Regions from separate parts of the Homo sapiens genome. Here region 2 is linked to region 1. Evidence: chromatin loops called from intact Hi-C (ENCODE). Cell type or tissue: ovary. All regions are shown on one strand. Each heading gives the region's core, and the rest is flanking DNA. Links, peaks and the distances in the headings are about the cores only. Region 1 overlaps LOC124901750 (a long non-coding RNA gene). Region 2 overlaps CALD1 (caldesmon 1).

The links. Peaks named below come from ENCODE experiments on the same cell type or tissue, not always from the same donor. Only the 100,000 strongest peaks of a DNase experiment are listed, where the experiment ranks them.
Region 2: it touches region 1 in a loop (2.1-fold over the local background); 2 of 110 quality-filtered maps call a loop at or near these places.

The regions. Positions count from the first base shown.
Region 1 is chr7:134,747,213-134,752,595 of GRCh38, forward strand. The region is part of intron 1 of LOC124901750 (a long non-coding RNA gene); the gene reads right to left. It also overlaps a transcript of CALD1 not described here. Among named protein-coding and RNA genes, the nearest start is that of CALD1, 30 kb to the right of the region's middle. In ovary, for the core only: a CTCF peak has its summit at 3,111 (motif pointing left); a DNase peak (open chromatin) is centred at 3,102.
Region 2 is chr7:134,812,405-134,817,787 of GRCh38, forward strand. All of the region lies in intron 1 of CALD1 (caldesmon 1), which reads left to right. LOC124901750 (a long non-coding RNA gene) reads right to left here. Exons shown (of 2, transcript XR_007060537.1): 1 at 2,260-5,383. Among named protein-coding and RNA genes, the nearest start is that of CALD1, 35 kb to the left of the region's middle. In ovary, for the core only: no CTCF peak of the experiment used is centred there; a DNase peak (open chromatin) is centred at 2,697; H3K27ac peaks cover 2,661 bases.

The DNA.
Region 1 (5,383 bases), core at 309-5,308:
GACTCAAGGATGCAGAGCAAGGAATAGGTCTTTGAGAAAGCAAGCCAGAAGAGTGAGATAAAGTGCAGATGTGGAATGATCCAGCCTCAGAGGATGTTTCATACTAAGGTCAAGATGCACATGGAGCCAGGAACCCAGGTGCTCATTCTGACAGTGTGAAAGAATTCTGTTTCGCCAACCCTAGAGGGAGTTGTTCAAAGTTCCAGAAAACAGCAGTAAGATTCGTGATGCCAAGGAAGGGTGGACTATGTATTTCTGTAATTTAATTTAAATGAAATCCAGGACCTATTGTTCGAGACAATGGATTAAGAATGACTCAGAAAGCATTGTGGAGATCACTGGGGCTGCCCTTCCCATCATAGGTCCTGGAGTGCAGAACAATATCAAAGGAAGGCCATCGCTGCCCAGAGCAGCCTTATATCAGGGGCTCTACTCCCTGCACTCCATGCCTGTGCCCCGTGGCTGCCCCAGGGCCAGCTTAGGTGGCTCCAGTGCAGCATGCTTGGCACCCAGCAAAGCCATGGGGGCATGGCTGCCTCTACCTGGATTACAAAGAATGCCCTGGAAAGCCATAGGCCCAGGCAGACAAATACCACAAAGGTGGGGCCACCATAGAGAGTCCCCACTAAGGCAATACCCAGTGGAACCATGCGAGTGGGGACACCACAGAGACCACAGACCAGTAGAGCCCCTAGCATGTGATTCCCATCTGGGAGAACTGCAGGCACTCAACTCCAAACAGAGAGAGCTGTGCCATAGGCTACACCTGGAAAATCTATGGTGGCAGGGCTGTCCAAGGCCATGAAGGCAGGCAAAGCTGCAGAGGTAGGACTGCCATCCCAGTGGGTCTGCAAGGCAGGACCTCTGCCCCAGCACCTAGACAGTGGAACACTGAGCCAAAAAGATTATGCTTGAGCATTAAGATTTTGGACTTGCGCAGAACTTGCCACTTCTTTCTTTACTATTTCTCCATCTTGGAATGGGAATATCTAGCCTATGCCTGTCCCATCGTTTTATTTTGGAAGCACTTAACATGTTTAATTTTAAAGGTTCACAGCTCAGGATGGATAGTACCTGCGGTCTCACCCACATCTAATTTGGATGACATTTAGATGAGACCCTGGACTTCAGACTTTTAAATTGATGCTGGACTGAGTTAAAACTTCAGGGCTCATGGGATGAAATGAATATATTTTGCATGCAAGAAGGATATGAGGCTGGGCGCACTGGCTCACGCCTATAATCCCAGCACTTTGGGAGGCTGAGGTGGGTGGATCACCTGAGGTCAGGAGTTCGAGACCAGCCTGGCCAACATGGTGAAGCCCTATCTCTACTAAAAATACAAAAAATTGGCTGGGTGTGGTGGCAGGCACCTGTAATCCCAGCTACTGAGGAGGCTGAGGCAGGAGAATGGCTTGAACCTGGAAGGCAGAGGTTGCAGTGAGCCAAGATTGTGCCATTGCATTCCAGCCTGTGCAACAAGAGTGAAACTCCATCCCCCCGCCCCCCAAAAAAAACCAAAAAAACAAACAAACATGAATTTGGGTAGAGGCAAGGGTGAAATTCTATGGTCTGAATGTTTGTTTCTCCTCCAAAATTCATGTTGAAATCCTAGCCCTCAAGGTGACGGTATTATGAGGTACTGCCTCTGGGAGGTGATTAGGTCATCAGAGCAGTCCTCATGTATGGGATTAATGCCCTCATCAAAAAGGCTAGAGGGAGACCCCCACCCCTTTCACCATGTGAGGACACAGCAAGAAGGCACTGTCTATAGGCAGAAAGCAGATCCTCACCAGACCCTGAATCTGCCCTGAGTTTGGACTTCCCGACTTCGGGAGCTGTGAGAAATACATTTTCATTATTTATAAGCCACCCAGTTTATAGTATTGTGTTGTGGCAGCTCAAATGGAATAAGACAACCCAGTTTGGACTTTCTGGAAAGAGGAATCTAGTGAGAAATAATATTTCAAGAAGTGGAGATTAGTCTAATGAGGCCCAATGAATGAAAAGAGAAAAGGGACTTATTTGTTTGTCTTCAAAGGAACACCTCTCAGCCCTGGAACCAAAGATAGAAGTGACTCAAGGATGCAGAGCAAGGACTGGGTCTTTAAGAAGCAAGGCCAGGGGCCGGGCATGGTGGCTCACGCCTGTAATTCCAGCATTTTGGGAGGCCGAGGTGGGCGGATCACTTGAGGTCAGGAGTTCAAGACCAGCCTGGCCAACATGGTGAAACCCCATCTCTACTAAAAATACAAAATTAGCTGGGCATGATGGCACATGCCTGTAATCCCAGCTACTTGGGAGGCTGAGGCAGGAGAATCGCTTGAACCCAGGAAGTTGCAGTGAGCTAAGATCGCGCCATTACACTCCAGCCTGAGCAAAAAGAGCGAAAAAAAGCAAGGCCAGAAGAGTGAGGTAAGGCATGGATGTGGAATGATCCCGCCTCAGGGGATGCCTGTTGTGTAAGGTCAAGATGCACCTGGAGCCAGGGACCCAGGTGCTCATTCTAACACCATGAAGGAATTCTGTTTCGCCAAAACTACAGAGTTTTTCAAAGTTCCAGAAAACAGCAGTAAGGTTCAGTGATGCCAAGGAAGGGTGGACTATATTTCTGTAATTTAATTTAAAGAACTGACATAGGTTTCTCAGGGATACACAAAACAGGTTCTTACTCTCATAGAAAGAGCTGGCTCTTGACTCGCTTTAGGGAATGCAGTTCCCAGTAAACAGGCGCCTTCTATAAGGGAACCATAGAAACTTCAGGGAGGGCTCCCAGAAAGCTGCTGGGCTGGTGTTGGTGTCTCTGAACTTGAAAGAGTGGCCTCATTACACCCAGATTTCCAAGACACAGACCAACTATCTTGGGGGACAAGTTGGAAGGTTGATATGGCAAGTGTTAAAACAAACAAACAAACAAACAAACAAACCCTGCAAACTAGATTTAGTTGCTGCTTCAGGAAGGCACTGCCATTGCTGGGGTGACCTGAAGACCTGTTCACCAACAGGAGCAAGGAACCCCTGTCCCTTCCTCCATCCAGGCTTGTGGTCTCTCTCTCTGGTGCCCCCTACTGGCAGAGCCTAACAGGGTGTCTGCTGGCCAAGCAGAAAGGTGCTGTGCAGAGTCCTAGCCTCAGTGGAATACAGGAGCGTGGGTCTGGAGTTGCGAGGTCACAACTTTATAAGTGGCACGTTCTGCTTATAGCGTCCCAAGACACAAGTTTCTTTCCTAGTAGAACCATATATTACCGATTACCGCTAGAATTGTATTTGAGCCATTTCTAGGTACCTTCTTTTGGGAGAACCATACCTAGCTTCTGCAGACTTAAAAATCCTGCCATCTCAAAAGCTGAGGTACATGTTTGACTATGTTTATCCTTTCCATTCCTAGCTATTAACAGAAAAAAAAATCTACTTTCACTTTCTTCTGAAAAGTCAAGAGCATATCCACCAAATTCTCTAGCACATACCCAATATTTGAATTTTTTCATCACCACTGTATAAAATATATATTCAATTACCAATTCTATACATTACTTCTATATTGTTTTTTTTTCATCTGTTCAAAATGCATGATTAATTTTCTCCTTCTGGTCAGGTGGCCTATACCAAAGTTCCAGAGCAGGTCACTTACATTTTTCTCTGACTCACTTCTCCACAGTGTTTCTGTTTTTGGGTTACTCAAATGAATATCTTATTGACATATCATACCATTCAGTCTCCCCTTATTACAGCCTATCATTTGGGAATATGGCATGCTTCTCCATCACTGTATTTTAATCTGAAGCCCCTTCCCACCATGTCTCAAAAAATCACATTATGGTGTAACCTCAAGCTTGGTTCACTTACAATGCACACTGAGACAGTATGATATAGTGACCTCTGGACTAGATTGCCCATGTCCAAATCCCTGCTTTTCTACCTACCACCTGTACATGTCCTTGTGCAAGTCATTTAACTTCCATAAGCCTCATTTTTCTCCATCTGTGAAATGAAAGTAACAACAATACCTACCTTGTAAGGTTGTTCCCAAGATGAAAAGAGATATACAGTCACTAAGTGCTCAATCAATGACACCTATTATTAGTATAATGGTTTTAAGGCTATTAGCATTATTTCCATCTCCTCTCTGTCTTCCAATATTTTGGGGGTGCGATTCCCAGGCATCTCCCATACCCTTATTCATATTCTCATCTTACACTTGTTGTCTTCCATAGGAACCATGTTCATAGGTTTATCAAGGTGATTGTCCTTCTTTCTTCCTTTACTTAAAGTTTTTCAGTTGGATCACCCAGACTCTGGTCAAATATCCTTCCCTCGCCAAGAATACATCATTTATCCCAGTACCTAGAACCATGGCTTTGTCTCATAAATATCACTTCTCTTTATCATCTTTGTAATTGTACATTCAACCCACAGATTTTTCTTTCTCTTCAAAGTCTTTATTGTTGGTAGAAAAAATGATCATATAAGCTTATCATCTAGGGCTGGGCGTGGTGGCTCACAACTGTAGTCCCAGCACTTCAGGAGGCCGAGGCAGTGAATCGCTTGAGCTCAGGAGTTTGAGACAAGCCTGGGCAACATGGCGAAACCCTATCTCTACCAAAAATACACAAAATTAGGCGGGTGTGGTGGTGTGCTCCTGTGGTCCCAGCTACTTGGGAGGCTGAGGTGGGATGATTGCTTGAGCCAGGGGACGGAGGTTGCAGTGAGCCGAGATCGTGCCACTGCACTCCAGCCTGGGTGACAGAGTGATACCTGTTTCAAAAAAAAAAGTTTGTCATCTATACTCTTGAGTCCTTTGATTCCTCACCCAAGGTATAGTTTCTTTTCAGAAATGTCATTCATGCAATATTTTAGCTCAAGACATACTGGGAGGAGATTTCCAGGAGAAAGTTAATATGGATCTTCAAGTGGCAGAAGAATCAGGAAGATGAGACCTCAGAGCTTAATGGAATAGCTTTCAAGAGCATGATGAATCATCTTGGGGGTGTGACTTGGACAGAATGCTTATTTCATATAGGCTAAGTAGAGAGTATTCAGCCTGTCAGAAAAGGAAGCTTTCGGCCTGATGCCAAAGAAATTTGCTAGTCAAAATAACCAGTCAAATAATTTCCAAATTAATTATTTTTCATTTTGTGTTTGCATTTGTACATCCAGTCTCAGATTCTCAAAGGAATAAGTTATGATTTTAGCACACAAAAGTTTAGCTTCTTCTCATCACTACCCTAAACCATCTAAATTATAAAAGTGAAACTATATATTATACAGTGGTACCTTCATAAATCTATTTCCAAGTGCCAGAAAATAGGCATTATGAGTGGGGAATTTCATATGTGTCCATGCATGTACAGAGTTCAGGCTCGGGGAGATAAATGTGTCAAGA
Region 2 (5,383 bases), core at 131-5,130, 65 kb after region 1:
TTTAATTGATTTTGTGTGTGCTGTTTCCAAGGACCACTTAGTGGGCCCATTCTTATAGCTAGAAATCGACAATATCGGGAGTGTTTACACAAGGAAGTAGGCCTTCTCCTACTTCCCACCCTTCAGAGATGAGAGACTGCTATTATCCATTTACCAGCGCACCACTGGAAAGAATAGTTAAAAAAAAAAAAAAAATGAGCTCAAGGTTTTTGGTCTAAAAGACTGGAATAATGGTGTTTTCATTTACCAAACTTAGGAAGAACATACAAGGAGGAACTATGGGAGTGCAAGTCAGTAGTTCAGCTTTGAACATTTTATATTTGTCACAACAATTAGGCATTTGATTGGAATTGTTAAATAAGCAGTTGGATATACAAGTCTGGGGTTCAGGGAAGAGGTCCTGAATATATTTTTTTGGGAGTCAGGCATTTGCATGGTATTTAATGCCAAGAGACAAGACGAGACCAAGCCAGTGAGTTATTAGATAGAGGAGCTCAGTCCCAGGATAATTTTTAGGGTCTTCCAACATTTAAAGGTCAGAGTAAAGACCAGCAAAGGAGACTGAGAAGAGTGGCCAATGGGGCAGAAAGAGAACCAGGAGGGTGAGATGTGCTAGAAGCCAAATGAAGAAAGGACTTCCAAAAGAAGGAAGTGATCAACTGTGTCAAACGCTCATGTATTAATTAAGATGAGAATTGAGAATTGATCATTGGCTTTGGCAATGTAGAAATATTGATGATCTTGAAAAGCATCAAGGATGGTAGAGAAAAAGCCTGATTGGCATGGGTTCAACAGAAGATGGGAGGAAAAGAACTCGGAGCAGTGAATAGAGACAACATTTTCAGAATTTTTTTTGAAAGAGGGGCAGAGGATTGGAATAGGAGCTGGAGAGTTGTATGGGTTTAATGAAGATTTCTTTTTTTCTTTTAGCTTAAGACTAGATATATTTTGACATGCTTGTATGATGATGAGAATAATCTAGTAGAAAGAGATCATTGATGATGCATAAGAGAGGTGACAATTGCTAGAGCAATGTCCTTGGGTAGATAAGAGAGCATGAAACCTAGAGCTAAGTAGGGTTGACCTTCAATAGGAGCATGGACAAATCAGGCATCGTTGCAGGAGTAAAGACAAACTATCCAGATTCAGCTGTAAGTATATTGGAAAATATGATGGTAGAAGCCTGTGATGCTCTTATCTGATTGCCTCTATTTTCTCAGTTCAATAAGGAAGCAAATTCTTCAACTAAGACTAGGTTAGGGAAGCAGGAGGTTTGGAGACTTCAAGGCAACAGAGGATGTTTGGACTTGGGAAACAGCAGACTTGCCAGGTAGCACTAAGGACCCAGTTGACATTACTGGTAACAAATTTTAAGTAAAAGCACTTAGCTTAGCTGCGTGTTTTCCTCCAGCTGGATTTAGCTTCCTGTCTGCTTGCTACATGGAGAGCAGTGTTTAGAGTGATGAATCAGGGGATGTCAGCTGGTAAAGGACGGTGGGTGGCTGAGGCATGTGGGAACACAAGATCATTGGAGGACAGAAGCCCAAGGAACTAAGAGGCCAGGGTATTAGAATGATCACAGACATGAATGTTGAAATCGCTGAGAATTATGGCAGAAGTAGCATTGGAAAGAGTTAAAACCAGGAGCTAACATCTAGAAATGAAGGGAAGTAATGCAGGGATCAGGAAATGACTGCAACAAGGAGGGGTAGAGGATAATATTTTCAGGAAGGAATATAGCTGTGGAGCAAGGAGACAATTGCGTCTACTTCCAGGCTCTGTGATACAAAGGGTATGGAAGCTGTCGGAAGAGCTATAAATCACGAGAGGAAGTATAGAGCATGAAGTTGCAGGGAACATTCAAAGAAGAGTTTGAGATACAGGGTCTTGGCTAATGACTTATCTGGAGTTCCAGAGAAATCAGAAAGGGGAAAGACATTGGGTCAGAGCAGGAGATGCATAGAGCCAGTTGGCTGTGGGAGTAGGGGTTCCACAAGGAGCTGGAAGTCCTGGGGGTCTTGCAGAATGTAAGGCATCATGCAGTCAGTCCCAGTGGTCTCTCATGAAGAGTGTAGTGGTGAGACTGGGACTGCTGTGGAGGGATTTCCTTCCAAGAACACACAGAATTCTGGGGCTCCCTTTCCCTTTCTACTGAGGTTGATTGGAGGCTTGGGAAGGAGTTGGTTACTAAGAGCACACAAAGCCCTGGGGACCACCTTCATTCCTCTAACCCTACGGAAGATGCTATTTATTCCATACCTTGTTTAATGCTTCAGTGCAGCTGGTCCACAAGTGTTTGCTGTATCCAGAAGAAGGTCAGATAAAGAGTGAAGGCACACCCCTGTTGGAAAAGAAGCAACAGTCTCTCTATGATTGTTGATTCACTGTTTGCCTGTTGACTCCTGGAATTAACACTCAACAGAGTCAAGAAACCTGGGTATTGGTCTTGACTGAGTGTCCTTGGATAAATGCCTCCCCCAGTTTGAATTTGAATTTCTTCTCTGTAAAATAAGGGAGCTGGATCACGTGACATCTAGGTTCCTTTCAAGCCCTGAATCTGAGTCTTTAACTGTGGCTTCCTAGATTTTGGGATTGGCCTACATTGGCCCCTGCTTCCTACCCTTTATTCTCAGTTTTGCCGTGGTCTAGCTTTTCATTTCTTATGTCAGGAGCATGGGCCAGCCACAGTACTTTTGACTAGGTTGCTTGCTGTCCCTTAGGTGACTGTGTCCTCATCATGTCCGGACAAGTGATGCCAAGGATTGCTGCAACTCTAGCTGGCCTTTGGGGATGAAGTGGGTTAGAACCCAACACACACTAATATGGTTGGAATTTAGGCTGTGCATATTGTCTGAGAAGCAACTATCAAATTGCTTGTATGTCTGTGACACAAAGAACAAGAAGAGATGAAAGGAGAACATATACTCCATGTTGTCTCTCCGGCTGGTCCTCAAGTTGTAGAATTTCTGCCTCTTTTTTCCCCAGTGCTAGTGGGACTTCCCAGTCCCAGTGCCTCCTGGAGAAGTTTCCCGTCATTGTTCTTGGATAAGGAAAACTCTGCTTGGGGTTTTGGTACATGTCACTCTTGCTTTGTGAATATTTACTAAACATGGTTTTGGCTGTATAGCTCTGATGCACTGTAATGATATCATTCACCTATCTGAAGTCTCACTGTTTAGAGGGGTGACCCTCTAAACCATTTCTCATGTTTTTTAAGGTTGAAGGAATGTTTAGCTGAGCCTATGAGGTCCTATACCAAAATTTTACCTATCTTCTGGAAGCTAGCAAGGCCTAGGATTTTTACTAAACTGAAAAATTCAATGAATTAGTGGAACTGAGAAATTTGGTGTTTAGAGAAAATGAAAATATAGACAGAATACTTACCACCATTTACAAATATACAATATTCTCAAAAGAACCAATTATCAAATAAAACATTTTAAGATATCTATCCTTTGAAAAACAAAGCCTATTAATTTTTTAAAAACTATCCTCGAACTGGCATATATCCCCTTTGTAAAATATCAATTCCTTAAGAATCTTTCTTTCAAAATAGCAATTGTGATAACCAGGGTCATTCACTTGTGAACTTGTCTTGTCTCCTCTTAACTAGATCCAGAACATTTGTTTTGCTCAGTGCTATCCTGCTTTCACTCAGCCTATCTAAAGTTTTACTAATTTAGTTCAGTTGTATAACTTCCCTCCAGGAGTAGTCATCTCCAGCTTTAAAATTTTATTTTTCTGGAATCATGCAAGAGTTTGTTATGCACAAATATGGACTATAGGCTTTAAAAAAGCTAAATTTTATGTCAAATTGGAATTTATCTCAGTGTCTGATTATATAATGTGATGTTGCAAATCAATAGATGTGTCCCTAGCACTGCATCAAGTAAGGATGAGGAACACAGGGGCCATGTCAATCCAAGAGCTTCACAGTTTGTCCATTGGCAGCCATTTATTGAAGGAAATTGCTAGATTCTTGGATTTTCCACTTATTAATTTTCACATGCTGGAAAAGGTGCGAATTTGACTAGTTCCATTTAGTCTGCAATTTAAAAGCTACCCCAAAATATTTGAAAGAGCTTATGACATCATTCTTAGATCATGTGTACATGCTCAGAAACCAAACCTATTCCTGAATAGCCCCTTTCTCTTCAGCCAATTTAAGCAATCAGTAGACTGTTTTGTATATGCAACATTAACTCATTTGGAAGATTTATGCTTATGCTGTTGCTCTGACTGAGCTGGTCAGAGGATTTTAGAAGTTTCCAGGCGAATGGGTAAAATGTAGGGAGTAAGCACACTTTGAAGTGAACTGTGCCATCATAGGATCAATGTATTCAAATAGACACTGGAGAAGACATTTCCACTGTTTCCCATACTAGTTACATTTCATTGACAATCCCATGGCTTCAATAGGTGAGACTCTACTGTGTCAGAAGGTAGAACAATGAGCTTCAGTCTTCTTGAACTTCTCTTGTGAAACCTGTTTCCTTCCTGGCTTTATTAAAAAATTATGTCTTCTGTTTTTGGAAAAGTAGCTGTCAGAGGATTAGAGACAATTCATTGAATTGGATTACTTGTTGTCACAAATATTATAATAGTATTGTAGAGCACAGACCAACGGAGAGCTGTTCCCATTTGCTAGGATGTTGTTACTGCTTCGGTTTTATTTTTATTTAAATTTTTTATCTCTGCTATTCTCCTTTATGGTCAAAATTGTAAAGAGTGCATCTTTGGAGGAATGCAAGGTAGGCAAGCTTGCTAAGAGCTTCTACAAGACTACCTTAAAAGAAGACTTATATTTAACAAACAGAATCTCAACATATGGACATACACCCTCTTGAGCTGGTTAGAAAGGACTTTTTTCTTTATTTGCTCTTTTTGACCACTGACATTTATTTTAATTTTTTTCATTTTTAAACATTTTTATTTTGAAATAAAGTAAAAGATTAACAGGAAGTTACAAAATAGTATAGAAAGGTCCCAGGTACCCAGTTTTCCCCAGTAGTAACATCTTGCATAACTACAGTGCAATACCAAAACCCAAGAAATTGACATTCGTGTGATTCACAACGTTATTCAGGTAAGAAGGTCTTTTTAAAACAAGAAATAATTCATTACAACCACGGGGTTCCTCTAAAAACTGTCCCTTTAACTGAAGAACACCTGATTGTTTGTTGTTTATTCAGTACTTCTCCACATTTTGCAGAGGCACACAAAATCATTTTTATAAATCCCAACCTATGAAGGACAGAACAAAGTCATTGTTCTATTTTTCAAAGTATACAAAAGCTAAACGAGAAAAAAATCATCTGGGAAGGCAGAAATCCATTGGTGCAAAGTTTTTAGAAAGCTAAGTGAAGTAGTAATTATCTTACTC